Linked DNA regions of Mus musculus: region 2 is linked to region 1. A link is a loop called in an ENCODE intact Hi-C map of the cell type or tissue named here. Cell type or tissue: left cerebral cortex. All regions are shown on one strand. Links, peaks and the distances in the headings refer to the core of each region. The heading gives the core; the rest is flanking DNA.

Region 1 (16,105 bases), core at 7,053-12,052:
GAAGGCCTAGGCTTCCTTGCCTCTGGTCTGGGCATGTAGACAGTCATTCCCTCCGGCTACCCTGGCCTTAGCTGACTCCTTACTAGGAGAAGTTATGGGGCTTTTGTTTGTGTCTTGCTGGCCACCTTAGCAACTTGGAACCAGACTGGCTGAGTGACGCAGGTGCAAACGGACTGTTCTTTGTCACTTAAGATTTTTTGGTTGGTTTGTTTCTTGAGACAGGGATTCACTATATTGTAGCCCTGGCTGCCCTGGAACTCAACTATGTAGATCAGGCTGGCCTCAGAGAGGTTCACTTGCCTCTCTTTCCCCAGAACTGGGATGAAGGCCCATGCCACCACACCTGTTCGCCGCTAGGGTTAAACTCTGGGCTTGTGCGGCAAGTGCTTGGATCTGATGAGCTTTTTTTTTTCCCTTGTTTTTTTTTGTTTTGTTCTGCTTTGTTTTTGTTTTTTTGAGGCAGGGTTTCTCTGTGTAGCTCTGGCTGTCCTGGAACTCACTGGGACCCACATAGTGAAAAAAGAGAGCCAACTCCTTCAACAGAATCGCCATGCCTTCCATATTGTGCCAATGCACTCATGTACACACACACACACACACATTGTATTTTAAGAAAAAAAAAAAAAAAGAGGTGGGGGACTGGAGAGATGACCCAGTGTTTAAAGAGCACTTGCTGTTCCTCTAGAGTTCCCAGCACCCACATGGTGGCTCACAACTGCCTCTAGCTCCAACTCAGGTTATGTGACTTCATCTTTTAGCTTCTAAGGGCAGCATGAGCCACGTGCAAACACACACACACACACACACACACACACACACACACAGTGCATAGACATACAGGCAAAACACCCATATACATAAAATAATAATTAAAAAAAACTTTAAAATTTAGATCGGAGTGGTGGTGCACGTCTTTAACCCCAACATTCTGGGAGGAGGCAGTTACACAGTTAGACAGTTAGATCCTGTCTCAAAAAAGAAAAGAGGAGAGAAAGAAAAGAAAGAAAGAATATGTTTTGCCAAATGAGCAGTTGGTAAGGCTACACAAGTGTGAGGGTGTCAATCCTCAGATCCACACACAGAGTGTGCGTCTGTCATCCCGTGCTGTGTGCTGAGACGGGAGGCGGGGGCCAGAGACCCCCGGGAAGCCTTCAGGCTAGTGAGCCTGGGAAAGCAGGGATGTAGAACACAGACGGACACTGTCTGAACCGTGGTGTGGCAGAGACGGACACAGAGGTGGCTCTCTGACTCCATGGAGTGCCAAGGCAGATACACACCCACATTCAACACATACACCCCAGAAAGTTCTACAGAATCAAGTCAAAGTAAGGACACATGTAAGAAATGACTTAAAGGTGAACATAATAGTTATGAATTGCAATATTGGTTAGGAAAAGACTCGTCCTTCTTCATGGTTAAATGACAGCCATTGTGGGATGTACCACAGTCTGCTCATGCTTTCACCAGTCGACGGGTGTTTGACTATTTGGACTTTTTGGTTGATATGGGTAATGCTGCTGCTTATATTCATATATGGAGAGGTTTTATGTGGACATTTGTTTTCAGTTGCTGGATATAAACCTAGAAATAGAATTTCTGAGTCACAGGAGTCTTGCATGTAACTAAACTTTTTTTTTTTTTTTCTTTCGGGACAGGGTTTCTCTGTGTAGCCCTGGCTGTCTTGGAACTCACTCTGTAGACCAGGCTGGCCTCGAACTCAGAAATTCGCCTGCCCCTGCCTCCCAGGTGCTGGGATTAAAGGCATGTTCCACCATGCCCGACTTTATACTTTTCTGTATTGCATTTTTAAAATTATTTTATATGTGGGTATCTTATTTATGTGTGTATGTATATATATATATATATATGTGTATGTGTGTGTATGTATATATACACACATATACATACATACATACATACACATGTCCTTCCATGTACCACGTGCATGTCTGCTGCCCATGGATGCCAGAGAAGGTATAGGAGCCCCTGAAACTGGAGTTACAGACTGCTGTAAGCTGTTACATGGATCCCGAGAATTGAACCTGGATCCTGTATATGCAGCTAGTGCTCTTAATCACTGAGCCATCCCTCCAGCTCATCTTTTCACTGTCTTGGTGACTTTGTAGACCGTGGTCTTAAGCTACTAATTTACTCCTTTCTTTTTAGAAACTATTGGCTAACCCAAGAATAGCATGCTTTCTTTTAAGGCCTTTACAGTTTGAGCTCTTTATTAAATTTTTGTTTCTCAGCTGTGTGGTGCTATGTAAGTATGTGCACGAGAATGCAGGTGCCTATGGAAACCATAAGAGGGCATCTGATGCCCTGGAGCTAGAGTCACAGGGTTAGGAGGCTCTCAGTGCGGGTTCTAGGAACCAAATTCAGGTTCTCTCTAAGAGCAGCCAGAACTTTAAATCATCAAACTGCTTCATCCTCCATTTTTAGCTTTCCTAACCACTAAGTTCTCTCCCTGACTGAAGCTTCAGAGGGTCTCACAAGCTGATTGCTGAAGTGAAACTTGCCTTGGAACTGCCTTTTCCTTCCATTTTGAAGAGTCAGAAAAGGTCTTTTTCCTGGGAAGCAGTCATATTTCTTTTTTTTTTTTTTTTTTTTTTTTTAAAGATTTATTTATTTATTATATGTAAGTACATTGTAGCTGTCTTCAGACACTCCAGAAGAGGGAATCAGATCTCGTTACAGATGGTTGTGAGCCACCATGTGGTTGCTGGGATTTGAACTCTGGACCTTCGGAAGAGCAGTCGGGTGCTCTTACCCACTGAGCCATCTCACCAGCCCAGCAGTCATATTTCTTATAGGAGTTAGTTTTTCAGTTCCTATATTTTATTGTCTTGATTTTTTTTTTTTTTGAAGGTAACAAATGAAGAGGACTTTATCAGGAAATTGGACTGTAAGCCTGACCAGCATCTCAAGGTGGTTTCCATTTTTGGAAATACTGGTGATGGAAAGTCTCACACACTCAACCACACTTTCTTCTATGGCCGAGAAGTCTTCAAAACCTCCCCTGCTCAGGAGTCCTGCACAGTGGGAGTGTGGGCAGCCTATGACCCAGTCCATAAGGTAGCAGTGATAGACACAGAAGGACTCTTGGGGGCCACCGTGAATCTGAGCCAGAGGACACGGCTGCTGCTGAAGGTCCTGGCCATCTCAGACTTGGTCATCTATCGAACTCATGCAGACCGGCTGCATAATGACCTCTTCAAATTCCTTGGGGATGCCTCGGAAGCTTACCTGAAGCACTTCACCAAGGAACTCAAGGCCACCACTGCACGATGTGGCCTGGATGTCCCCTTATCCACCCTGGGCCCTGCAGTTATTATTTTCCATGAGACTGTGCACACTCAGCTTCTGGGTTCTGGTGAGTAGACAGTGGTGTGTCACAGACTGGCTTTTTAATGCTCTGGGGTGCAGTATGGTGATGCCCAGAAAAACTTGTACCCAGGCAAGATTTAAATGTTCCAAGAAGGTTGCAATAATGAACAGGTGCGTTAGACTAAAGGTCCTGGGAGATCGGGGTGGGGTCTTTTTCCCTGGGATGCTGATGGTGCACACTTCAGAGAGGGCTCAAGAGAGATTAGAAGAGCCAGGCAGAGTGATTATGCCTGTAATTTGAATATTTTATATAATTAATATTAAATATGGCAGGTATAATGGTATATGCCATTAGGCCCAGGATTCAAGAAATAGAGACCATCCTTAGCTCTGGGTCAGGGGCCAGCAGAGGCTACATGGGACTCTTATCTCAAACAACAGCAGCAACAACAACAACAAAACCTAGAAAGGCAGCTGACATACAGGCACTGTTGGAAGGGTGTGAGTGAGGTGAATGCATTCTTTCCAAGTAAGACCATAAAGTGGCTCATGGGCAGCTACTAAGAACTTCCCTCTTAAAATATTTCAATAATTAAAACAATGCTATTCTGATGAGAATGATTCATTAGAAACGGGGTAAATGCATGAAAGAGACCAGATTGGGGCTGGAGAGATGGCTCAGTGGTTAAGAGCACACTGGCTGCTCTTCAAGAGGTCCTGAGTTCAATTCCCAGCAACCACATGGTGGCTCACAACCATCTGTAATAGGATCTGATGCCCTCCTCTGATGTGTCTGAAGACAGCTACAGTGTACTCACATACATAAAATAATAAATAAATCTCTTTCTTTCTTTCTTTCTTTCTTTCTTTCTTTTTTTTGGTTTTTTTTCAAACAGGGTTTCTCTATCCAGGGTTTGGCTGTCCTGGAACTCACTCTGTAGACCAGGCTGGCCTTGAACTCAGAGATTCTCCTGCCTCTGCCTCTCTGCCTCTCTGCCTCTGCACCTCTCTGCCCCCTGCGCCTCTGCCCCTCTGCGCCTCTGCCTCCCAAGTGCTGGGATTAAAGGTGTGCGCCACCACTGTCTCGCATAAATAAATCTTTAAAAAAAGAAGGGAGGGAGGGAGGGAGGGAGGGGGAGAGAGAGAGACAGACAGACAGACAAACAGACAGACAGACAGACAGACAACCAGAGGCCTCACATGCTGGAAGCTCAGCCCCAGTCTGAGGCCATCCTGGTCTACACAGTGAGGTCCTCTCTCAAAATACAAATGAAAAAGAACAGAAGAGAAACAGCAGAGAGTTCTCAGTGGAGGAGTTGGCCTCAGGAGTATGACTTATGTCTGTGTCCAGGAGAGTGTGGATCCTGTGGAGGTGTGTGTGCTGAGTGCATCTGTAAGCTGGCTTACTGTTTGTTTCCCTTGAGAAATACGGAGTGGGATTATCAGGTGCAACATATAACATTATATATCTAAAATCATTAGAGTTTTTAGATGTGGTGTGGTGGTCTGCCCTTTAAAACAGTTACACTGTTCACATCTATCTGTATATTCAGTCAGGAAAGTACCCATGTCATGTGCCAGGCAGAGAGGTGTAGAACTAAAAACCTCTCCCCTCAGTCTACTTGGAGAGACCGTCCAGTAGTCTGTTCTGTAGCATTGTAGGCATTGGAGCTGTGGGAATGGGGAGTGGGACCACACATCCTCGGAAGGAGGAAGCAGTGTCCGCAAGTTGAACCTGGGATAGGCAGAGCAGCTGGGAAAGTTCTGGGAGGAGCAAGTCCCAGGCAGTTTCCTTCCCAGGAGTGGCTGTATGCAGGAACCGGCTGTAGATCCCCAAACTTCAGGGTCAGCCTTTGGGATGCATTCTCTGTCTTCTAGAGGGCTCTCGAAATAAAAGCTTCATTTATAATTTAGGTACCTTGGCTTGTGATACTCCTGGTTGCTTTTAGTTACAACAAAATGTAATGGAAGCCAAGAAGAGTTAATCCAGTAGCTGGATGTGAGCATGTGGGCCTATAATCTTGACACTCAGGAAACTGAGGCAGGAGGATTGAATGTTTGAGACCAGCCTGAAACATTGAGACCCTCTCTCAGAAATTAAAAAAAGCCGGGCGTGGTGGCACACGCCTTTAATCCCAGCACTTGGGAGGTAGAGGCAGGTGGATTTCTGAGTTCGAGGCCAGCCTGGTCTACAGAGTGAGTTCCAGGACAGCCAGGACTATACAGAGAAACCCTGTCTTGAGAAACAAAACAAACAAAACAAAACAAAAAAAAGAAATTAAAAAAAATAAAATCAAGTTTAAGCTAAACTCTAAAGGTGTTTTGTTTAACCCGTCAGTGTGTCTGGCCATTGGTTATCCCCCTTGACCCTCTCCTCACTTGTGTTTGTGCTTGCCCGTGTGTACATGTGAATGTATGTGTGTGTATGCGTGTGTATATGTTCATGTATTTGCATGTACACACGTGGATACAGCTCCCTACTGGCTACACATCTTTCCTGTGTTTTCACTTTGGGATATGCTCTGTCTGTCTGTACCTCTGTCCCCCAGATAACAGTACATCTCTCATCTGGGCCAAACCCTTCCTGACCTCCTAGGCCATCTCCTTTCTGCACTCTTCCTCTCACCCACACTCCCCACATCTGGAGTCATCTTGTGTGTGCTTATTTTTTTTTTGTGTTTTCCATGAAAATGGAAACGATATGAAGGTAGAAAAACTACCTACCTACCTAACTCACTGCTGCATCCATCCTAAAGAGCCCATATGAGTGTCTTGTGCACAGATGTGTGTGGAAGGAAGAATGAAGAGCTGTGCCTGTCTGAAGCATGGCTAGTTTATGTTGGAGGGAGCTGGAGATACTTGAGGATCGGACCATGGGTGACCTTGGATCAGTTCTCTGAAGGATCTTTGGGCAGGGACCTATATAATGTCAGGGCCGTATTTCAGAACATCCCTCTTCCCAAACCCTATCCCAGGAACAGTAAAGGAGCATGTCTGGAGTTGGGGAATCTCCCTGGTAGTCAGGAAGATGGCGGGGGTGGGGGGTGGGGGGAACTAAGTCATGACAATAGTGGTAAGAGGGGCAGTTGGTTGTTTTTTTGTTTGTTTGTTTGTTTTAAGATTTATTTATTATATGTGAGTACACTGTAGCTGTCTTCAGACACACCAGAAGAGGGCATCCGATCTCATTACAGATGGTTGTGAGCCATGTGATTGCTGGGAATTGAACTCAGGACTTTTGGAAGAGCAGTCAATGCTCTTAACCGCTGAGCCATCTCTCCAGCCCCGGGGGCGGTTGTTTGGAAGGACCTGGAGCCAGTTGTTTTTTGTGGTGGTTCCAGTGAGTCCTGACCTTCTAAAGACTAAGCAAGAAATGGCTATGAAGAGACAAGAAATGTTGATTCTGGCACTTTCCTGTGTGTTCAGTCCTTCAAATTATCAGTTCAGGCTTTTGAAATAACCAGCCCCTAGAAGCTATCTTTTTACTTTGTGCTATGTACAGTGTTGTGTGTAGCAGCCCCAAATGACAGCTCAGAGAACTGCTGGCAATATATAACCAAGGAGGTCCTAGCAGAATAGGGACTGGAACTACCGTCTTCCAATTTTGACATCTGGAGCCTTTTCTGGATCAAAAGGGCTTCTTGAAGTCTTAAGATAGAGCAAGACAGCAGAGGGGGAGACGTGCCAGAATGTGGACAAATGGGGCATTGGGTTTTTTGGTTTGTTTTTTTTTTTTTTTTTTTTTTTTTGCCTCATAGCTGTTCAGCTTCCCATTTCTGTTGATCTGGAGTGCTGGTAGGAGTTTAATAAGAAATGAATGACAGGTTAAGTATCCCTTATCCAAAATGCCTGGGACCAGAAATAGGATTGGAGACTTTGGATTTGGAATGTTTGCCAAAGTCTGAGAAAGGAGCATCCTGAATCTGAAAGTGTGAAAGCCAAGTGCTCTCCTGGTTAGTTTCCGAAGTCAACTGGACAGTCTAGGTTTGTCTAGGAGTCCCAGCTTGATCAGACTTGCCTGTGGGCATTTTTTGAGATTTAGTTTTTTGGTATAGATGCTTTCCCTGAATATATCTACATACCGTGTGCATAAATCAGCAGTGTTTGCGGGGGGGGGGGGGGGGGCAGAGAGGGCGGAGGATGCTCACCTGGGTCCTCTGGAAAAACAGTCAGTGTTGCCTTACCACAGCATTTTACCACAGCCATCTCTCTAGCCCCTATTTTCTTTTGTTATTCCCCCCCCCCCCAAATGTGTGTATGTTTTGTCTACATGTATATAGTATCTACCTTGTCCATGTACAGAGGATGTCAGACTCCCTGGGACTTGAGTTAACAAACCATTGTGAGCTGCCGTGTGGGTGCTAGAAATTGAGCCTATGTCTTTTGGAAGAGCATCTAGTGATTTTAACCACTGGTCTGCCTCTCCCGCTCCAAACCTTGTTTTCTTGATTGCTAATTGATGTAGATGTCTAGGCCACTGCAGACAGTGCCATCCCTATGTAGATGCGCCTTGGCTGTGTAAGAAAGTAAACTCCCCACCTCCCAATGGCTTTTGTCAACCGCAGAAATCAGTAAGAAGACAGTGTTGAAATCTTTTCTGACTTAGGATAATTATTTTAGGGATGCCCTGCCTGCCTGGACTTTGTTATGTAGATGAGCAGAATAAAGTCACTTGAGAGCAGTGATTAAATGCTCCTGGGAAGATGGTGCAGACACTTTGGGAGGGAGGGAGAGAAGAGGCCAGGTCAAGTTCCTGGGTTGGAGAAGGCAGGGACTAATGCCTCACACTACTAATTTCAAATCTCAGCAGGAGCTGAGTGTAAGGAATAAGTCCAGGATTATGATGGCTGCTGTTTAATGACTGTCTCCTAAAATCTGAGCTAATATATCTTTAGCGTTTGAGTGCTTTTGTTATAGCGTTAAAGGAAGTTAATCTAAAATATCAAACCTTTATCTCTAACCGGTACACTGACTCTGCCCATCCCTGGCTGCTGGACAGGTGCGGAGCCTGTACACAAGCCACTCCCTCCGTCTTGCTAGTTTGCCACAGCTTTGCAGCTTCATCACGTAAGAGCAGAGTTCTCAGAGTCTAAATGGTGAATTGCTCACTCGCTGGTAGACAACTGGTTAAATGTATCCATAGGCTGGGGAACTGGATAGCTCTTAAAAAGAATAAGGTGCCTCTTCAGTATATAGTGTAACAAGTGACTACAAAGCAAGGTGTGGGGAAGGGTGATGTCACAGAAAATGTGGACATGTGGGAGGAAGACGATACAGGCCCTGTTTGTCCTTCCTTCTATGCTGATGTGTCTTCCTTTTTCTTTCAGTAAATCCTTTTCAAGATTCTTCTATGCAGACAAGTGCCCATTACATCACAGTGTGTAAGGCACATGTGCAGTCACACAGCCATGTAAACAGCGCCTGTTCGTGAGACGCCATCCCTTCTCCTCGCTCCTTTTTAGACAAAGCCAAGCAAGTGCAGTAATTCTAATCATATAGTAGTCGTGCCTTACATAGGTAGAGTTAAAATACATCTTACGTTTACAGCGAAAGGGAGGTAACTTTAGTTTTCAGAAAAGGCACTCACTGTCTACGTGCCTTTCTGCTCGTACAGATCACCCCTCCGAGGCGCCCGAGAAGCTCATCCAGGACCGCTTCAGGAAGCTGGGCCGCTTCCCCGAAGCCTTTAGCTCCATTCACTACAAGGGAACGAGGACATACAATCCGCCCACAGACTTCTCTGGGCTTCGGCGTGCTCTGGAACAGCTACTAGAGAACAACACCACCAGGTCTCCCCGGCACCCAGGGGTCATCTTCAAAGCCCTGAAGGTCAGTTGGCTCCTGCCCTGCCTGGGACTCATCAGTGTCCAGTACTAGGTTGGTGCTCGGAAGCCTGGGCTGCAGCAGGTCGGGACAGAGGGCGTGTGTGAGTGGAGGATGCGCACGGCCTACGCCTTCATCTTGTCAGGCTCTCTGGTAGGAAGGAATCTTGAGTCCACAGACAGTTGATAAAGGGTGAGGAGTTTGTAGCTCAGTTGGTAGACTGCTCCTGTTGTAGGTTGGCTCCCCTGGACCACATAAATGGGACATGGTGGTGCATGCCTGTAATCTGGACACAGGGGAAGTGGAGATGGGACCATCAGAAGTTCAAGGACATTTCAGCTGCTGATTATCAAGTCTGAGGACAATTGGGATTTATGAGACAGGAGTATTTAGGGGGGGTCTTTACATGAGGTTTTCTTCAGAGGAGATTCTGAAACATTGGGGAAAAAATTGCAAAGGAAATGATTTCTGCTGTGGAATTGGATGTCATTCAGTGTGTCACCTACATACGTGACATACATGGTATTGGGCTGACATTTGGGAAACACATCTTTGAGGATTATTTTCACTGGGTATGATGGCACATGCCTTTAATTTCAGCACTGTGGAGACAGATCAGTGAGTTCAAGGCCATCTTAGTCTCCATAGTGAGTTCCAGGCTAGCCAGAGGTACAGAGTAAGACCCTGTCTTAAAAAACAAAATAAAACAAAAACAAAAACCTATCGTTTTCCTTTAAGCCAGGCATATTGTGGATCCATGCCAGCAGTAGCATCAAACTGCTGTTTTGCTACACAATTAAATGAGATCCTGTTGTAAAGTCCCTGACTGTCCATCTCTAGCATGTTCTAATGGAGGCTGCTTGCTGCTTTGTAAGACAGAGCTGACACCCAAGTCAGACCCCGGCTTCCCAACCATGACAGCTCTGTAGAATCCGTTAGGCAGGGTCTTCTGGTGCCCCCCCTTTTAAAAAAATTTTTTAATTTATGTATATGTGTGTTTTACCTGCATGTATGTATGTAAACCATGTGCATACCTGGTGCTGTGGAGGCCAGAAGAGGGGGTTGGACCCCTGGAGACTGGCTTTACAGAAGGTTGTGAGTTGCTATAACTAATGGGTGCTAAGAATCAAACCTGGGTCCTCTGAAAGAACAGCAGTAGATACTTTAAACTTCTGAGGCTCCTCCCACTCCCCATTTTTGGGACAGGGTCTTTGTGTCTCTGGCTGTTTTGGAATTCATTAGGTAGTTTAGGCTGGCCTTGAATCTACAGAGATCTGCCTGCCTCTGCTTCCCAAGTGCTGGGACTAAAGGCATAGGCCATCATACCTAGCATTTGGTTTTAAGCTTTCTTTTTTTGGATTTGAGACAGGGTTTCTCTGTGTAACCCTTGCTGTCCTGCTGTCCTGGAACTCACTCTGTAGACCAGGCTGTCCTTGGATTCAGAGGCCCACCTGCTTCTACCTCCCAAGTGCTGGGAGTAAAGGCGTGTGCCACCACGCCGGCTTAATTTTTAATTATGCATATGCTTATGAGTGTGGGCTCAGGTGCCCCTGGAGGCTGGAAGGCAGCTTTGGGTCACTTGGTCCTAAGTAATCACTCTGCAGACCAGCCCTGACCTATTCTTGCTCCATTCTTTGTAATGCCTAATTAGTTTCACTGTCTCTACTAGAAGTAAATTTGAATGGTACTGAATAGGTAACCTTCTCACTGAATTCCTACTGAGTTCCAAGCTCTTAGGCTTCAAGGATTTTCTAGAATGTTGGAACACTGGTGGAGGCTTACCTATGTCAGCATTCAATCTTTAAAGGCACTTATAATAAAACAATACTGAAAGAGAGCATACACCATACTAATGCAGGGATAGGGTTTGAGTATATGGGCTATGAGAATGCCAAGGTTCCTTGAAACTCTGCCTCGTGAGTGCTTTCAGGCCTCTCTCTCTGTCAAGCAGACTTCACTGAAGTGGGTGTAGCAATGTGTGTGTTCATAGTGAGACCATATCTCAAAAGAACAAGCCTTCTTCTGCTTACAGACAGTATGGTTGAGTCTTGACGAAATTTATGTCTTATGCTGTATGCACTGATCAGAACACTCCCTGCATTTACTAAAGGTAGGACATTTTCCCTAGAGAAACTTAAAACTCCTTGATACTGCCATGGAAATAGAAATGCAGAGGCAGCCAGGGGTTCAGTGGGTAGAGGTGTTTGCAGAGCACCAAGCCTAACAACTTGAATTTGAGCCCTGGACCCATATGGTAGATTGAGAGACCCAGCTGCCACATGTCCTGTGATTTCCATGTGCACAAGCACACTCACACACTTACAACACATGAAAGAATTCTGCTTTTAAGACTGTGCTCACATTAAGAAAAAAAAAAAGCCCGGTGGTAGTGGTGCATGCCTTTAATCTCAGCTTTCGGGAGGCAGAGGCAGGTGGATATCTGAGTTCAAGGCCAGCCTGTTCTACAAAGTGAGTTCCAGGATAGCCAGGGCTATGCAGAGAAACCCTGTCTCAAAAAAAAATTAAAAAAAAAAAAAGATAGTGCTCAGTGAACAGTTTTTCTAAATTCACACCCTTTTGAGAGGTTAGGATTATGTGTGAAAATATAGACAATGTTAGCACACCCACAGTGACTGAGATAGAGAGGGGCCATCACAGTCCCTGCCTAGGGGAGCCAGGACAAGCACCTCTGTAGTTTTACTTTGTGGTTTTGGCGTTGGTGGGGTTGTAAGCAAGGACCTTCCTAGTGAGAGCCACATTCTCAGCCCACCACTAACACTGCTGGGCAGCAGGTGTGTACCAGTAAAGATACAGAGTTGAAATGAAAAATCAAAACGAAAAGAGACACATATCTTATTGTCATTATAGATGTAAATTTGTGACTCTTCCTGTAAACTCGTTGATAACTACAATATTTCATCCTAAATGTCCTCATAGACAATTACTAAGTAGGATATTATTGGAAAACTATGTGTTGTGCCTGCCTATCACTCCAATACTCAGAAGGTTGGAATCACTATGGTTTGAGGCCTGTCTGGGCTACCTAGAAAGTTCTGTAAGTTCTAGCCTAGGCTACAGAGTGAGATGGTATCTCTCTTATGTTCCACTTTTGGTTTTTTTAAAAAAAGGGGTGTGGGATCATGTATATTTGACTTTTTTTGCTGATGTTTCTTGAGTCTCATGTAGAACTCAGACTAGTCTTGAACTCTGTATGTAGCCAGCTCTGGCCTGGAACCTCTGGTGGTCCTGCCTCCACCTTCCAAATGCTGGATCACAGGTATTCACCAATATACCTTGCAGTATATATATATATGTACATATATACTTTGTTTTGTTTTGTTTTCAAGACAAGGTAGTCCTGGCTAGAACTGGCTCTGTAGACCAGGTTGGCCTCAAATTCAGAGATCCACCTGCCTCTGCCTCCTCCCGAGTATTGGGATTAAAGTCATGCACCACTACTACCCAGCTTTGTATATTTATATTTTCATAATGATTCATGCAGTTTCACATAGTTGCATATGTAATTCTATTTAAATGTTTTGGATTTTTTTTTCTGTTCTTTTTCCATCAAGGCTTTGACGTCAATACAATCTTTTATTTTCATTTTATATACTTAATTCACAGTTTTTTTGTACTAAACTCATCAGCTCATTCTTTGAGTAAACCACTTCTTTTCAACACTGGTGAATGCTTGCAGGCCCAGGGCAATAGGCAGTAGGAAGGGAACAGAGTCTCAAGGCAGTGAAAGCGTCTAAGCTCTTGCAGAGAGGCTAGAGGAGCACTGACCAGGAGATTGTAGCTCTGCTAGGATACCCAGTGGCTCAGAGGATGGACATGTGAACCTGGGAAGGATGGGACAGAAGATTGAGGCGTTGCCATAAAGCTAGGTGGGTCCTGGTGTAACTCTGGTATATGTTCATATGCTTGGTGTGCTGGCGCACAGTCTACACAATAAGTGAAATCACAGTTTTGGAGTTTTTGTTTTGAAGGTCTTCCTCTGTAGTCCAGGCTAGTCCATCTTCCTGGCTTAATCCCTGCACCCACTCAGTACTATGATCACAGGTGTATACCACTATACCTGCCTAATTTGCATAAATTGTGAATTCTGTCCCTTAAGCTGTTTTTGAGGTTTTTGAGGGTTTTTTTTTTTTTTTTTGCAAATTCATTTGTAGAAATAAGTCATCTGTGGGTTGATAGTGAAGTTCATAAGTTAATAAGATAGCTTAGCTAGTAAGGGTGCTGACTGCCAAGCCAGGTGATCTAACTTGATAGCCAGGATTCATTCACATAGTAGGAGGACAGAGCCAGGTCCTGCAGTCTGCCCTGATCTGCAAACATGCTGTGGCATGTGCATCTCTCCTCATAAACACACATCTCTAGGTAAATAACATTTTACGACTTTACACGAGCCTTCGAGACTCTCCATTTTGAGCACCACTGTTCTCCTGTAGTACTGGAACCAGTTCTTTAGCTTTGCCGGAAATAAAGTTTCCTTGCTTCTTTGAAAAACATCTTGGTTTGGTTGTGTATCCAAGTAATTATAGTAACCTGGAGGCAGAGGCAGGAGCATCACTGTAAACTCAAGGCCAGTTTGGTCTACATAGTGAATTCCGGGCCAGCCTAGGCTACAGATTGAGACTCTCATCTATAGAACCTTCAAAAAAGAAAAAAGTCATAAAGAGAAATCTTACAAGTTGGGGAGCTGGGCATGGTAGTACATGCCTATAGTCGCAGCACTTGGAAGGTAGAGGGAGGAAGATACAAGTTCATAGCTAGTCTCAGCTACATAGTGAGCTTGAGGCCAGCCTGGGATATATGAAAATTTATTTAAGAAAAACAAAACCCAGTGATCCACCTGCCTCTGCCTCCCAAGTGCTGGAATTAAAGATGTGCTACACTGCTGTCCTCTTCTTCCTCCTCCTCTTCCCCCTCCTTCCTCCTCCTTGTCTTTTTTTTTTTTTTTTTTTTTTTCCTTCTTCGAGACAGGGTTTCTCTGTATAGCCCTGGCTGTCCTGGAATTCACTTTGTAGACCAGGCTGGCCTTGAACTCAGAAATCCGCCTGCCTCTGCCTCTCAAGTGCTGGGATTAAAGGCTGTCTTCAGACACACCAGAAGAGGGCGTCAGATCTCATCAGGGGTGGTTATGAGCCACCATGTGGTTGCTGGGATTTGAACTCAGGACCTTCGGAAGAGCAGTCAGTGCTCTTACCCAGTGAACCATCTTGCCAGCCCAAAATGTTGTCTTTATAAAAGTTGCCTTGGGGGCTGGTGAGATGGCTCAGTGGGTTAGAGCACCCGACTGCTCTTCCAAAGGTCCAGAGTTCAAATCCCAGCAACCACATGGTGGCTCACAACCATCCATAACAAGATCTGACCCCCTCTTCTGGAGTGTCTGAAGACAGCTACAATGTACTTACATATAATAAATAAATAAATAAATCTTTAAAAAAAAAAGTTGCCTTGGTCATGGTGTCTCTTCACAGTAGTGTAGAACATTGACTAAGACAGACAGGGTCTCACTATGTAACCCTGGCTGGTCTGGAACTTGTTCTGTAGACTAGGCTAGCCTCAAATAATCCAGAGATCTTTCTGCCTCTGCTGTAAGTGAAGGCATATGCTATTGTGCCTGGCCTTACTCCCTTGATCTCTTTGGTTTTGGTCTTAGGGATTGAAGCCAGGACCTAGCACATGATAGGCAAGTGCCCTCAGTTCTTCATTCACTCATATTCATTATTGAATGGGAAGATCAGCTTTGGAATTGAGATTTATGAGAAGGGATGAAACAATGGGGAGTATACACTGGCTGCAATTTGAACATGTTGGTGATGTTTGGGCTACTAGTGGCTTTCCCGTTTGTGCCTGAAAATGGTTACCTGTTGAGAGGACCACTTTCCCTGTCATCTGGACACTGTTCTCCAGTCCCCACTATAGCTCTTAGTTGGGATAAGCACTCCTTCCCATAAGGTTCACAGCAGCACCAGCCTAGATACCTGTGAGCATGCTTTCACAGATAGAATCAATATCTGACGAAAGGGGAACAGAAAATTGGTAACTGTGGATATCTGTACTTAAGTTCTGAGTAATCAGGAGATGCATTTTCAGGTTGAAGCCATGTAGGTGTCATGTGATACCTTCTTTAGCCTCCAATCCTTAAATGTAGAAAACTCTGACTTTGCAAGTCCATCAAATTAGGAAGCATCTGGTAAATATTTATGAAGTTATCGCTGGAGGGTGGCGACACTGATTGAAGAATATCTATCCATTTGGAACCAGGCCTTCCACTGCTAACTCCTGATAACTGGGGCGAACCTTAAAGGTACAATAGAAAGGCCCCCTACTGTTGCCAAGGCAACTAAGGTTCAAGATCATCTGGTTTCCAGGCAACCAGGTCTCCAATTTTGCCTCAAATACTTTCACAGGCACTCTCAAGAGAAGCCCTTCCCTGCCTTTCCCTTGTAGCTTGAGACCTGAGGAGGAGAGACCAAGAACTATGGCATGATGTGAGGTTTGGAAATTATTTTTAGTCCTGGGGAATGGGCCTAGGACCTCCTGCCTGTACATCCTCAGACCTGGGCTTGGGAATTTTGAACTGGCTGAGCCAGTGGGTCAGGTAGGAGGTTCTGTTTGTACCAGGAAACACAATGGAGGAAGATGGTTTTCCCATTCTGTGTCTAAAATATGCTACCTTTGATTTGTTACTCTTCTCTACCCATGTGCTTGGTGTTTCTAAGCAGGCCAGGCCGGATATATGATTGTCAGCCTGTGGCTTGGGAAAGAAGTGGCAGGCTGGTTCTCTTACCCGGTATTTAAATGGATGGGGCTGTTTGTGTTGGAGTTCTCTCTGACGTCATAAGAGGTTACTGTTGCTCTGACAACACAAGGCAGCAGTTAGACTGTCTGGGTGGGAGAAGGCATGAGTGCCATGAGAGAGGGGCGAGCCACAGCTTATCTCAGG
Region 2 (16,105 bases), core at 7,375-12,374, 86 kb before region 1:
TATCTCTGTGTGAAGGAAGCCAGCCTGGTCTACAGAGGTCTGGGACAACCAAGGCTACATAGGAAGATCTTGTCTCAAAAAACAAAAACAAATATAAAAATTGTTACTTTCATCAATAATGTCATTTTATGTACAATGTAAACTACAGAAAACTATCATTCCAATGCAAATAGTTCCAGAGGAAACCTTTTAATTTAATTACACTATCAGAAACAACTGTTTGTATGGAGTTTTACCTTGATCGACTCCGATCCTTATTTCGATCTGAGCTCCGTTCTCGATCTCGGTCCCGATCTCTCTCTCGATCTCGGTCTCTCTCTTTTGTGCGGTCACGATCCCTATCCCGTTCTCGTTCCCGCTCCCGTTCTTTTTCCTTTTCTCGTTCACGTTCTCTTTCCCTTTCTCGTTCCCGTTCTCGCCTTTCTCGTTCCCTTTCACGTTCCCTCTCTCTTTCTCTCCGTTCTTTCTCAATTTCCTGTCTTTCTTTTTCTTTTTTGCCTTTCTCTTCTTCCAGTTTCTAGAAACCAACAAAAGTACTTTTAGAGTTAATTCTGTACCTCCAGTATACAGACTTTCCCCGGCGCAATGCCCAATAATGCTTAGAAAAGCATCAAACCACCAGGATTTGTGGCTTTCTTTTTTTTTTTTAAACAAATTAAAGAGAAACAATCGCAAAGCTAGACTTCGTGCAAAACCAAATACTCTACACAAACCAGGAATCTTCAACCTTAGGTGGGGAAATCTGTTACGAGTGGCAAGCTACTGACTAATATCCAAAAATAACCATGAACAATGTACTGATTCCTAAGAATTTCTAGAAAGACATTCAATTAAACTAAAGCTTAATTCTGCCCATTATAAGTGTGTGTAAGTCAGTGGGAACAGTGACAGTATTTATGATCCTAGACTTCTCACTATTGAAGGTAACTAGACGAGGGCTTTAAAGTAGAGGTGGAAGACAAGTCAAGATAACAACACTCTTCTGCCCTCCAGGTTGCCCACCCTCCAAAAGAAACAGAAGCTGAATTTAGCCAAGTTTTAAACTATGGAAATACTTATTCCTACCATTATAAGATGGATACTCCACCAAATACAGAAACTTTGAAAACCACTCACTTCAAACAACACATACATAATTAGTTATTTTAATTTACAATAGTTAAAGTAAAAGCAGAAGTTATGCCCACCATTAAGCCTGTAAAACAATAAAAGATATAATTACAGTGATAAATCCACCCTTGCAAGGATCTTGTATTAACTTACAGATGTTGTGCTAGGACATGGATCGCCAACACTGGATTAACCTTGCCTACAAGCTATGTTTCTGGGAGGAAGAGCAAGTACACGGTTCACAAGTAAACAGTTAGGCCAGTGTGTATCCTGAAAGATTACCAGTGTACCACAAGGTTTCTATACAAACTAACATGGGGAAAAAGAAAGCACAACAAAAACCCAAACAAGTAAAACAAAAACAAAACACATTCATCCCTGTGAAGTTCTGTGTTTAATTTCACTGAAATTTAAACTGCAACAATAAAATGTGCATTTTTCTTTTTCTCAGTAACGTAAAGCATTTAAAACTTTAAAAAGCAGTCTTACCTGTTAGATACTTTTTTTCTTGCTCATGGACCAAAGAACTGAGAGAGGATTATGAAAGAAAAGCTAGTGTGTAAGGCATCAATATATTCAGCTGCTGACCTAAGGTAGCATACAGGCAAAGCCAATACTGAATACATTGAAATTAGAAAGGAAAGATAGGAGACATGGAGAGCCAGAAACTGAAAGCTATTACAGGGGGGAAAATCTAATTTCTGAGACATTGCTAATGGAATTCAAAGTTTATATTTTAAAATGAATCTACACTACATAAAACTTACCTCAATGTCATACACTTAAGAAATGTATTACGGAGATAATATATACTTACAGATTTTTAATTTCTTTTGTACAAGTCCTCAACTTTTTACTCCTGTTGTTTACTATGCTGCCTTTTCTCTGATGTAATGCAATTGCTTTCAGAACTCATTTTAAGTTTACTTTACACAAAAGCTGAGAAAATCTAGTCCATACTAAATGCTAAGGAGTTATATATATATGCAATATGTGTGTGCATATAAGCAGATGTAGCATATATGCATATATTTTAAGAAAGATTAAAGAAATGAAATGATTCCTTAAACAATTAACAAAGTTATGAAGAAAAAGGAAAGAATTTTTTTTAAAAAAATCAAAAATCTTACCTTATTCTCTCTTCAGACTCATCCGTGCTGTAAATGGACGCCCCCTGCCACGCTGATACCCTGACAGTCTGTGGTTATTTAATAATCTCATACCAAAACATGCAAAGGTTCACTGAGCTCATTTTTTTATTGCTAAGAATTCAAAATATCCCCTTAACCACACCACCCAAAGAGAACTGGTTTTTTTGTTTTGATTTCTTTTATTTCTAAATCACATTTTGGAAATTCAGAACATTGCCATCAGTAAAATAAAAGGCAGTGAAATGCCTGACAAACCCCTAAAATGCTGAAGTAGTAGCTTGTGAATTAAAAATTTTTACCAACCTGATTTCCTCATAATTCACCAATAACATGACAGGGATTAAAACAAATAAATAAAAACAGAAGGCGGGTAAACCACACACACAACTGTATACCCTTTGAAAGCTTACTCAGCCTTTAATTGGAATAGTGAACATACATTAAGATTATTCTACTATGACTTGCCACAGACCACCATTGTAACTCTCAAAACTGTGGGAGTTACATTTGTGCTTTTAGACACATCTACTTCCTGAAAAAGCACTCTATGTGACCTATGATTGGGTATCTGGACATTAAGTGTTCAACAGCACTGATAATCAGCATTAATTGTAACTTGGGATTTTGAAAGCAGTAAGAAAAAATATGATTCAAATACAGAGAAAGTGAACACTTAACACCACTGAGTTATGTTATGCACTTCTCAGTCTAGTCAGAACCAATGATATCTTATTACCTCTAACATCAAAATACATCATGCACTTTGCATTTCACCATCCGAAAGCATCACCTTCAATACCAGCGAACATTCACAGATGCACTGTCATTGAGAGAAGCTTTAAATAGGCAAAACTCATGAGTGGGATTTACTATATACAAACACCCATTTCCAAGCCAGTTACCCCTTTGCATATTTTTCTGAGGGGGCATCCATAAATATAATAAAAAACAGAAGCTCATACTTACATCCTATTCCTTGTTACTTTCCAAGCTGAGAGTTTCATCTTGCATTAGTCACCATATGATCTCTATCATAATGGTGGGGGTCAATGAATAGATTAGCTTTATGGGAATTTACAGTTCTTCCATGCATCTATAATTTGGTAAGTCTGGTAATCACTGGCCTACGTTTTAAAATCTCCCCCACTCAAACTTAATCCACACAAATATAAATCTTAAATTTTAATCTCAGCTCTTTAAAAAAGTTTTTCCTAGGATTAAAGACCTGCCCACAAGATAAACTGAACTATATGTATGTTATCCTGCTGCCCCCTGAATAGTTTAATCTGACCTTGATGTTCATGTTGAAATCTAAATTAACTTTTGTTATATTAAAGTGAGATGCTTGCAGCAGTCAGTGACTGAGAACAATTAGCAATGGCCACTATTAAATATGGTATTAGTCTTCTGTTCTTTTGTTTCTACCTTAGTATCAATTAAGCCTATTAAAGGCAATAATAAATTATACTCTAATGCAAAGTTGATTTTCTTGTCTTTTTGCTTTGGATTCTGTAAAAAGTCTAGATTGGTATCAAGTGAAAAATCAAGAATACTACCTTGTGTGTATCTCTGAATTTGCTGATCTCTCGGGATATCAAATCTCTTTTGTCTTCTTCCATTTCAATAGCATTTATATCCTCCTAAAATTAAGTGAACAGAAAGGAATAGATTTACATACATTAATAGAAAAATAACAAAATTTAGTATTTAATGCAAGTATTACAAATACATCTAAGTAAAACCCACCAACTTGGAAGTAAAATCTAATGTTGTAAAGTTATGATAATAATAGTAATAGTAATAATAATGATAAAAATCACATATCTGGCAGTTAGTGCACACATAAAAATCAAAGCCTACAGTTCAAACGAACCTTGGTGATGAGTGGGTAAGGGATCAATGGGGCCACTGGAAATCTACGGAAAATCTGCAGAGAAACCCACAAAGATTTTTTAAAAAACAGCTCACATTGTGCTATAATTAGACTGACTACATACTTATCCAGGAAATAATAACTACGTGTGATATTTTCTTGATCTCAAATTACAGTAAAAATGATTTATCTTTAAATCCCTCTATCACCCATCACATGCTTTTTTTTCAATAGCCAAAATACTCTTAAGAGTACCAGGACTGTTTCCTAAGATAAGGAATTCTAACATGTAAGAAATTATCATTTGAGATGTATTTGCATGCACAAAATTTATCTACCTTATAAAAAGATTTGCCTATAATTCTAGCCAAAAAATAATACTTCCGTAACTTACCCTCTTCATTACTATCAGTTATTTTTATCCTTCCATATCAATGGAGGAAGAAAAATTTCAACTTTACCTAATTATCTGACTAACTCTTTACATTAGTATTCCCAATAATACCAAGTAGATGCACCTTTTGGACCAAATAATGAATAATTACAGTAATACAATTGTATCTGGCCAATGATAAAACTAAAATGCCCAAAGACACTGAAACTCAAAACAGAACTTACACTATCCCTAAATAAACAATATATATGTGTATTTTATAGCATTTTTCATGACACAGACAACTCCTGAGTTTCTAAAGAAACATTGTACTTTCCAGAAGAATAAATTATATAAATTACTATTGTCAGAACACATACGTCCTCCTTCTTTTCCTTTTTCTTCTTTCTGGGGTGAGAGTCAGACTCCTGTGAGGGGGCATTTAGTTCACTGGAATATTCTCGGATTAAAACTTCAATGGCCCCTTTAATCATCTGGTCTCTTCGCTTTGTTTCTTCATCTAAGGCTTCTTCATCATCATTAGTGACAGTTTCTGGTCTGGCGTTCTTAAAAACCAACACAAATTTGAGGAGAATAGACAAAAATTATTCCAAAGAAAAAAATATCAATGGGCTAACCAAGGAAAATACTAGATAGCTATACTACAAAACCTAATCACCAGAAAGGTTATAGGCTGCAAATGAAGGATTCTTTCCCCACATATGCTTCTACATGTTTTTTAATCTTTTAAAAAACTATTTCCATGTTTGTATATCTGTGTGTGCTACGGCATACATATGGAAGTCAAGAAGACAACTTGAGGACTCCTTCCACCACAGGAATCTCAGGAATCAAACTTGGGTAGTCAGTCCTAGCATCAAAGTTCCTTACCATTTAACCAGCCCAGCTTCCAATATGTCTATGTGCAGCAAAAGCAGCTTATGATAACCATACACCTGGCCAGGAATGGAGGTATACTCTTTGAATCCAGTACCAAGGATGCAGAGGCCAGTGGATCTCTGTGATTTCAAAGCCAGATGTGTGTGCATTTGTCCAGAACAATCTGAGAGCTACAGAGTAAAACCATGTCTCTGCTATATACCATACTCCTTTCTGTCTGACTTGCACATGCAGTAGGTCAAAACCTAGCCAAGAATGGTGATGTACACCTTTAATCCCAGCACACAGGAGACAGAGAGGGCCAAAGGTATCTCTTGACTTTGTGGCCAGCCTGATCTACAAGAGAAACCTTGTCTCAAAAAAAAACAAACACAAGAATCAGTCAAATACATAGACGCACAACTTGTTTATACTTTATCAAAAAGAAGTGTTAGACTTTAGTAATAATTTATTTAAGAGTAACTTTCTGATTGGGCAATGGTGGTTAATGTCTGAATTCCCAGCACTAGGAGGCAAAGATAGGATTTGGAATATGTGTGCAGCTGGGATTACATGAGACTTTACCTTTCCTTTCAACTAAACACAATAACCTCAAAGAATAGTTAGCATGAATCTATGGATCTACAAATACCACAAATGAAAGGTAAAGAGTTTACCCTTCAGTAAAAGCCAGCAGGAGTGACAAATGAAAACAGCTCTCAGGCAGGATAGTAATTATTAGGCAAACTTCCCTTCCCTAAGGGGATCCTATCTCAAAAGAAAATCTGTCTCTCAGAAAAACACAATCTTCAAACATACTGTTGTTGGTTCTAATCATGCTTTAGAGCCCCCAAATATAGAATTCATATAGTTAAAACTAAAAATTTATTCTAAGACCTGAAAACTTTTGATTTCCCCTTACTTTCAACTCAACACTTACTCAAAACATAGGGAAAAATAAAGAATGACACAGAAGGAAAAAGCATGGATAATTGTGCATACAAAGCAATTTTTCTAAACAAAAATTATACATGTTTATGTCTCAAAATAGCAATTTACTTGGTAATATATACTGACTACATTGGCAGGTAACAAAAATCATGCTTGTAGAACCAGGAATATAAACGGGCCTTGCTTAGGAGGTATCATTCTGGATTCAACACAATATAGCAAGAGAAAAAGAACTATAATCTTCCATATAAATGCCAGGTTCTTGGTCACAACACATTCAATTCTACTCAAGTTGATTTTGCGCTATGTGATTACTTAGTAACAAGTATAACTTACCAGGTGTTTCATAACAACCATCATTAATTTGTTTCTATCATTAGAAACTATTTCATATACATATTCAATAAGCCTTACATTAACATTTAATTTAAATAAATTCTTATTCAGAGCACACTTTATGATACTTATAGAAAACTTAGCACAATTTTTTCTTCTTTTTTGATTGCTTATTTTATTTATTTACATTTCAAATGTTATCCCCCTTTCCGGTTTCCCCTCTGAAAACTCCCTATCCCATCCTCCTACCTCCTGCTCCCCCACCCACCAATTCCGCCTCACAACCCTAGCATTCCCCTATGCTGGAGCAATGAACCTTCACAAGACCAAGGGCTCCCCTCCCATTGATGCTAGATAAGGCCATCCATCATTCGGCTGGAACCATGGGTCCCTCCATGTGTATTCTGGATGGTGGTTTAGTCCCTGGGAGCTCTGAGGGGTCTGGTTGGTTAATATTGTTGTTCTTCCTATGGGGTTGCAAACCCCTTCAGGTCCTTCAGTCCTTACCCTAACTCCTCCGATGGGGTCCCCAAAAGCACAAATTTTTAAAACTTTTTTGGACCATAAATGTTTATTAACATATAGTAAGAAATAGAAGTATATCAAAGATAAACACCCAGTTTCTTACTTTCTCAAACCTGCCTCTTCATCCAATCTTCTGGCTGCCAATTTTCTACTTGGCATCTTAGATAAGGACAAGATGCTTTTACACAGGACTGTAATTAAACTATTAAAATTATTTATTAAACAGTATTAATAAACTATAATTGGCGTGACTGTATTTTAAATTGGTAATTAAGGTCCTTAAATTTATACACCTGTCACTAAAATCCACAATGATATGATTTTGGCTTTCTGAAAGTTTTCTATGAAAGAGAATGCTCTAGTAACACGGCTATTGATAATTCAAATTTAGCGCTTAGAGTGTGTTACTGTTTTTGCTCACACAAACGCCAACATTCAGCCCAAGCCGACCTCTTAAACCTGCTATACCACTCACTAACTATGTAGCACCAAACCCAGGTCCTTCATATCTAAATTCTACTCTATCAAAGTATTCACTGCTGGACTTTGGTGCTGAAGGCCTTTAATCCCGCCATTTGCGAGACAGAGGCAGGTGGATCTGGCCTGTGAGTTCAAGGCCAAGCAGGGCAGCACAGTCTTAAAAAATGAAATCCAGAAGAAAAATATATGATCTGTGTGACATTTCCTACATTCCTGATTTCTTTTCCCTTGGAAGACTCTCCATAGGTTTCTAACCATAGGAATAGGAATGGAGTTGTAAATTCAAAGGCCTGCTAATATAGAACTGTCCTTGTAACGTTTCACCAGCAAAAAACACTCCAGATCCTTCTACGGCAAAGCTTTATTGCTTCTCAGGAAGACCCCGAACCCGGAAAATGGAGCTGCTTAAATACCCCTCTGTGTGACGTGTCAGCTCCTGATTAGTTGCTCGCTCATCACCCCACTCCTACACCCCGGGATGGGCAGTGACTTGGCATGAATTTACTCCAGCACCTGCGCACATTGCTTATTTACTAGTTAGGCACTGAGGAAGCCAGCCCCATCTTGTAATGGTGATTGTGCACGGCTTCCCACATAGAATTAACCTGTAGACCCTAAATTATCATCTCCTACAAACTGAAATTGAAAGATCCATACAGCTATTTTCCACAATTACAACCATGAAGGATTTAAGAAAAAAAGAATTCAAGTCTACCTTTCAAATGGCTAACTGCCCCTCAATCTACATTTTCAGAAAGAAAGCTTATGAGCCTAATCAGTCTCTTAACTGATTGCTAATTATCAGTAGTACAAAAATATCACAAAAAGATCACAGGACAGAAGATTATTTGGAATTATTTAAAAAGGTCAAGCCGGGCGTGGTGGCGAACGCCTTTAATCCTAGCACTCAGGAGGCAGAGGCAGGTGGATTTCTGAGTTCGAGGCTAGCCTGGTCTACAAAGTAAGTTCCAGGACAGCCAGAGCTATACAGAGAAACCTTGTCTCGAAAAACCAAAAAAAAAAAAAAAAAAAAAAAAAAAAAAAAAGTCAATAGATAAGCTGCCAAATATTATCCAAAGCTCACACAATTTCCAAACAATTACCCATTTCTGAATTTCAGCTTCTACCTCCAAATCCAAAGTGAGAGGAAACAGAGCTTCTGGAGACGTTCTCCAGACTAACTCTCATCATCTGAAACACAAGCAGTTTTGAGGGAAACCCAAAGCAAATACAGTTCTTTCAGAAAACACGACTCACTAAATGAACTTGGAAGCAATTATGTGAACATTTTCTCCTGAAGCACCTTTTATCTACTAGACTGTAATGCACATACATGGCTTTCCAGAGATTATCTGTACTCCAACAGCTGCCAATTAATTCTCTTTGTTTTGCTTTGCATTCTAAGACACATGCTGGTAGATCCTGGCTAGCCTGATTGAGGTAGATGGGGCTGACCTCAGATCAACCTGCCTTTCCCTCTCAAATGGTGAGATTAAAGGCATGCACCAACCTCAGCTCACCAATTCATTTTTCTTTTATTCGTATAGGTGTTTTGCCGGCCTATATGCATACCACTTGCATGCCTGTTGCCCATGGAGGCAAGGCCAGAAGAGGGTGTTGGATCCCATGGAACTGGAGTAACAGGCAGTTGTAAGCTGCCATGTGTGTGCTGGGAATCAAACTTAGGTCCATTCCAAGAGCGGCCAGTGAACCAGCTTTCCAGCCCACTGGTTTATTCTTGTACACATGGTGAACAAACACAGCTTGAAACAATCATTAATTATCTCTAGACTTATTGCTGGGTAGGGAGACAAAAAGCAGCAAGCAGAACACAGACTAGATAGATCAAACTGGATATAGCTGCAATGATATACAATTTTACTAAATACAAGCTTTAAAAAATGGAAAAGGAAAAAAAAAACCTAATCTATATATAGACTGAAATATTTTTAATCAAACTATTTAGTTGATAAGAAATCTTTTCTTTCAATTCAAAAATCAGGAAAAAATAGATCACTCCTTTCATACAAATTATTGTTTCTCTTACTTGTGATCTTTCTTTGACCTCAGAGTCAGAGGAAACTAAAAGTCAACAACAGAGCTAGTACTGTTATTCAGTAAACATTCATATCATTATTAATTTAGAAGATATTTTCCTAGGTGGTAATGAGGTAGCTACTGAAAATCATGGATGTGGGAGGTAAGCAGAATCCAACAGGATGATGGGCTATAAAAGAGACAATAATAAGAGCATATTGTGGTAAAGGGGGGGGGGAGGGACATATTCAGAACAGTATTTATAATGATACAGGTTATTGTGTGAAATTTTTTCCAAACTGAAACATTCCATCCTGTAGTTCTCTGAACAGGAAGGTTGACAACTAAAAATAACTTTAATAAGTCCCTGAAACTGACCAGATTCCCCTGACAAAATGAACAATAAAAGCTGAGAGAACAATAAAGGCTGGAGAGATGGCTCAGCAGTTAAGAGCACTGCTGTTCTTCCAGAGGTCCTGAGTTCAATTCCCAGCAACCACATGGTAGTGCTCAACCATCTGATGAGATCCAATGCCCTCCTCTGATGTGTCTGAGAACAACTACTCACATAAATAAATCTTTTTAAAAAAAAAAAAAGGAGACAAAAGCTGAGCTGCAAATAAGTCTCTCAAAGAAAAGCTGGGAAAAAAAAAAAGACTAAGAACAGATATAAGAAACCAGCTGAGCTAACAAGAGGTTTAGACCAGTTACTGGAAAGGACAACCTCTAAGCTACTGAACTGCATATTGAACTGCACATAGGCTGTACGATGTGTTTCAGTTTCCGAGTTTTGTGAGCTATCACCTCTGCTTGATTGGGCCTTGTTGATGTGGCTGTCTGGGTCATATCTGCTCCTGGGAATAACTCCTCATCCATATTCCTGTACGGATCACCAAGCTGACCTTTTGTGGCATTTACACTCTGCTCTGTCATGAGTGCCTTATTTAGGGGAGGTTTTATCACAGGTATAGGAATCAGATCATGTTAATTAGATAAACAAAATTTTAATGAGCTTAGATGGGCAATAAAACAAAGAGATCAAATAATAATTTAAAAAGTCTGTGGAATGGTGCCAATAGATGGCTCAACATGTAAAGGGGCCCTGCCACAAACTTTACAACCTCAGTTTGATCCCTGGGACCCAAATGGTAGAAGAGAACTTCCATGAGTTGTCTTCTAATTTCCACATATACATTCACAACCTACACATACAAATAAATAAAACAAATTTCTTTAAAGATCCAATAAATGAGATAACATCTAATCCCAGCACTTGAAGTGAGTGGGGGTGGGGAAGAGTTCAAGGTCATATTACAAAGAGTAGTAAGAAGCTACATGAGATCCTATCTCAAAAAAAAAAAAAAAAAAGTCAAAACAGAGACTGAACAGAGCTGAGCAGTTAAGAATCTTGCTGCTCTTGACAACATGGGTTCAGTTCCTCAACAAACATGGGGGTTCATAGCTGCTTCTAACTCTAGGAAATTAATAACATTTTTGGTTTCCACAGGAAATACACGTATATGGTGCACATAAACACACATGCTCACTTTCACATAAATAAAAATCTCTCAAAAAAAAATTCCAATAAGTTAAAACAAATCCAAGGGATATGTAATACAACAAAACCTTAATACTATGCCCAACACAGGCTTTACTTCATATGGAAATCCAAACTACTAAAACTAAATCTGACAAATAAGCAACAGTTATTTTTGTTTTTTTGTTTGGTTTTGGTTTTTCGAGACAGGGTTTCGCTGTTTAGCCCTGGCTGTCCGGGAACTCACTCTGTAGACCAGGCTGGCCTCGAACTCAGAAATCCACCTGCCTCTGCCTCCCAAGTGCTGGGACTAAAGGTGTGCGACACCACGCCCAGCAAGCAACAGTTATTTTACCCTGTAAATATATATATGTAGTATATGTCAGTGAAATTATCTAAGTAACAGAAACAAGAATTATGCAATAATACATTTTGGTTTTTAAGTCTCATGTCACCCAGACTAGCCTCAAATTCCCTGTACAACTAATGAGCTTGAACTCCTGTCCCAACTGCTTTTACTCCCAAGTGCTGGGACTGTGCCATTGCAGCTGGCTTTAATCTTGTTTTTATGAAATAAAAATATTCCAATTAAAGCTATACTCATGGGGTAGGGATGTGACTCAGTGGCAGCATACTTCTCTGTAACACAGGCTCTACCCTCAGCACTGGAAGAAAGAGGGTACACAGAAGAAAATGCCTTCCAGAGCATGAGAATAGAACGTCTATAGTAAAGTACTTAAGGTGTCATGAAACTTAACTTCTTTTTTATAATATGGTTAAATATGAGTTTTAGAAACATTCTTTTAAGGGGCTGGAGATGGCTAAGCAATGAAGAACACTGACTGCTCTTCAAGAGTCCTGAGTTCAATGCCCAGCAACCACATGGTGACTCACAACCATCTGGAATGGGAACTGTTGAGAGGATACCCTCTTCTGGTGTGTCTGAAGACAGCTACAGTATACTCACAATTTTTTTAAAAAGGTTAAAATTTTCTTTTTTAAAAAAAGTAATACACAAAGGTTTTAGAAAGGGTAAGAGAAGGCTATATCTCTCTTCAAAAGTAATGAAAGCTAGATGAAAGTACAGACCTTTGGGGTTTTTTTTGGGGTTTTTTTTTGTTTGTTTTTTTGTTTTTGGTAGGGGGAAGGAAAACAAAAGAAAAAACAAACACATACACATATATATGTATATGTACATATATATGTATATACACACATATGTACATATATACATTTAAGACACTATATACTCAAGTTTAAGATTGTTTTGTGAAGGATGCAATATATATTATCACACAAGACAAAAAGACCTCCTTTATCCTCATGCAAAGTAAAAGAATTAAAATGAAAAATAAAAATCCTGAATAAGGTCACTCATACATGAAGTAGTTAAGACTTATTTTCACTCATTTCAGAATCCAATCTGTGTGCACTAAAAGAGAGAGGATTACTAATAAACATTGTGTAGGTTGAAATATATATTTTATACTTACTTACAAAGCTGCCTTAATGAATTAGCTCTGATTGGAATAGTCTGTACAAGTGTTTTCTCTGGCAAGTTAACCTTGTCCAGCCTCCCTTACTACTTTCATCCCAACCTGGAACAAGCAAACCAACAGTCATCCACCCACTGTGGGTAGATAAAACACTTATCTACAAACTATAAAATACACTCCTGCATAAGCCACAAGCACATATTACAATGACAATAATCTTGTGAGACTCCATGCTAAATTTACTTACAATATGAAGTATTTACACAGAACTGGCACAGGTAGGCTAGAAAAGATATTACATACCCCATTAGCTTTCTTCTTTGCTTTCCATTCATCCAACTGTGCCTTTGTCTTGGCATCAACTTTAACAAGTAGCTTCTTCTCTCCAATCTGAAGGTCATGCAATAATCTGAGAGCACGGAGGGTAGATTCAGGCTCTTTATACTCACAAAATCCAAAAGCTAACAATAAATAAGAAGAATTTGTGAAATATTAAGGTATTAAAAACATGAAAAAATACAGCAAGGCAAAATGATTAAAGGTAATACTTATGAGGTCACTGAAGTCATCACCACAACACTGCTCTTTAACCCTCTAATAACCATTTCACTTTAACATTGATGAACCCAGAGGGGAGGGAGAGTTAAAAAAAAAAAAAAAAAAAAAGACCAGGGGAAAGAAGAAAATCCAGCAAATCATTATTTACTAAGAGCTAAAAAATAATGAAATTTTAAAAATTAAAAAAATAACAAAGGATAGGATATAGCATTAACCAGGGGCATTTTGTATTTTGCTGGGGCAGGACAGTTACAATCCCAGAACTCAAAAGCCAGAAGCGAATGAGAACTGGAATGGCTTTAAACTCAGAATAAATCCCCTATGAATTTCACTATAGAAAGCTCATATGTATCCTCAATGAAATGTTTTCAATTTGACTTTTATAGAAAAATTAACTGGACAGCATGGCTATTTTTTTTTATTAGAAAAAAAACAGGCAGTATTTTTAGGTACTATGATTATATTTTGGGCAAATTTTCCTACAGTTGCGCCCCCGCCAAAATAAAATGTTCATGTTTCAGAGTATATACTACAATACAGAGACAAAAATCCCAGTGCTTGGGGTGTACTTAAAAATAACATGAACAGCCAGGCACAGACGGTGACACACACCTTTATCACAAAATTCAGGAAGCAGAGGCAGAAAGAGGAACTCTGAGTTAGAGGCCAGGCTACAGAATGAGGACAGGACAGCCAGGGCTATACAGAGAAAAGGGAAAAGTGGGGAAGAAGGAAAGAGAAAGAAGGGGGGGGGGGTAATGAATGGGTGAATAAAGGAACACAAAAGAAAAGCTGTAGGGTAGGGGTAATAAGATTACTGACCATAAACTGATAATTATTAAAGCTGTGAGTTGTAACCATGGAGTTGTCACATCATCACATTTTGTATATGTGTCCATTTTTCCACAATAAAGGTTTTGATTTGTTTTTTTTTTTCCAAGACAGGGTTTCTCTGTGTAGCCCTGGCTATCCTGGAATTCACTTTGTAGACCAGGGTGGCCTCAAACTCAGAAATTCACCTGCCTCTGCCTCCCAAGTGCTGGGATTAAAGGCGTGTGCCACCACGCCTGGCGGTATTTTTAAATCAAGACTTGGTATAGCTTAGTAATAATGGTGGCCACATATATGAAACACTCCCCTAAATTGACAGCACCAAGAGGAGAAAAAGGAGACAGAGAGCAGAGAATTTAGCAGTCTAGAATGAAAGGCAGTTTACTTTCAAAATAGGCCATAGATAGCTGGGAAGCACTTGCCATAGAAGTGTGTGGACCTGAAGATCCCACGTACCCACAGGACCCACATAAAAGTAGAAGTAATATGGCAAGCCCTAGTAATCCCATCCCTCCAGAAGCAAACATGGAAGAAACTCCCTAGCCAAGATGGCTAGCTATTCTACTATCTACAAGCTCTAAGGACAAGAGACTCTTAAATAAAATGAGGAACATTTTTAGAAGACACAAGAAACCAACCATACATACATACATACATACATACATACATATATATATGCACACACACACACACACACAACCAAAGAGCTAAAGATGGCTTCACACTAAAAAAGCACTTGTTTTTACCAGGGACCCAGGATCCATTCCCACCACCCACAAGTCAGGGAAAGCAACTCCTCCATCTGGCCTCTGCAGAACTGAACACACGAGGTGCATAAGCACACAAGTAGGCAGGAAGGCACACACTCATATACACAAAGTGAAAATAAATAGGCCTAAAAAAAAAAAAAAAGTCCAGAGCCAGGCAGTGGTGGCACATGCCTTTAATCCCAGTACTCGGGAGGCAGATGCAGGTGAATTTCTGAGTTCAAGGCCAGCCTGGTCTACAGAGGACAGCCAGGACAGAGAAACCCTGTCTCGAAAGGAAAAAAAAACAAAAGCAGTCCAATTAATTACCCTTCCCTCCTCCTGAGCTCTAATTATTGCATTTGGGTCAGGCAGCCTTACTTTCAGGCAAAAGAACCTCAAAAATCTAAAAAAACTAGTGGGAGAGCTAGAAAAATAGCACAGCAGTTAAGAATACATGCTACTCTTACAGAAAACCAGGACTCCTGTAAGGCAGGTAGAAACCAACTCTACCTCCAGTTCCAAGGGAGCCACACCCTCTTCCAGCTTAGATATGCACTGTATTCACATACAGAAACCTCTACACAAATTACAGGCCAACAGGGCTAGAGAGATGGCTCAGTATTCTTCCTGAGGTCCTGAGTTCAATTCCCAACAACCACATGGTGGCTCACAACTGTATCTAATGAGAACCAATGCCTTCTTTTAAAAAGCATGAAGACAGCATACTCATATACAAAAAATATATGTGTAGATGTAGAGATAGATAGATAGATAGATAGATAGATAGATAGATAGGAAGGAAGGAAGGAAGGAAGGAAGGGAGAGAGAGAGAGAGAGAGAGAGAGAGAGAGAGAGAAAGAAAATAAATCCTTAAAAAACTTATAGGCCAGTAGTAAGTTTTTTTAAAAGAAACCACTGGATTTGTCCAGTCTAGCATATTCAAAGAGGGAAGGAAGAAAACACTATTGAGTAATGCTCATTTTTTTCTCTTCTACCTCCTTTTCTGCTTCAACTTTTGAATCTTCTAATCCCAAATTTCAGCCAAACATATTCAATGGCCTTTTAATACATTCTTAAGAAAATTAAAATAAGGGCTGGCGAGATGGCTCAGTGGGTAAGAGCACTGACTGCTCTTCTGAAGGTCCTGAGTTCAAATCCCAGCAACCACCCATAATGAGATCTGATGCCCTCTTCTGGTGTGTCTGAGGTCAGCTACAGT

What was found. Peaks named below come from ENCODE experiments on the same cell type or tissue, not always from the same donor. Only the 100,000 strongest peaks of a DNase experiment are listed, where the experiment ranks them.
Region 2: a loop joins it to region 1, with 2.2 times the contacts of the local background. A loop is called at or near these places in 2 of 42 quality-filtered maps.

The regions. Positions count from the first base shown.
Region 1 is chr12:83,561,900-83,578,004 of GRCm38, reverse strand. It overlaps Zfyve1 (zinc finger, FYVE domain containing 1), which reads left to right. Exons shown (of 12, transcript NM_183154.4): 3 at 2,869-3,373; 4 at 8,942-9,156. Gm51952 (a long non-coding RNA gene) reads right to left here and starts at 15,983. Exons shown (of 2, transcript XR_003950093.1): 1 at 15,950-15,983; 2 at 7,052-9,436. In left cerebral cortex, for the core only: no CTCF peak of the experiment used is centred there; a DNase peak (open chromatin) is centred at 9,048.
Region 2 is chr12:83,648,391-83,664,495 of GRCm38, reverse strand. Rbm25 (RNA binding motif protein 25) reads right to left here. Exons shown (of 19, transcript NM_027349.4): 6 at 13,052-13,209; 7 at 4,888-5,073; 8 at 4,135-4,188; 9 at 3,818-3,901; 10 at 237-517. Among named protein-coding and RNA genes, the nearest start is that of Rbm25, 24 kb to the right of the region's middle. In left cerebral cortex, for the core only: no CTCF peak of the experiment used is centred there; no DNase peak of the experiment used is centred there.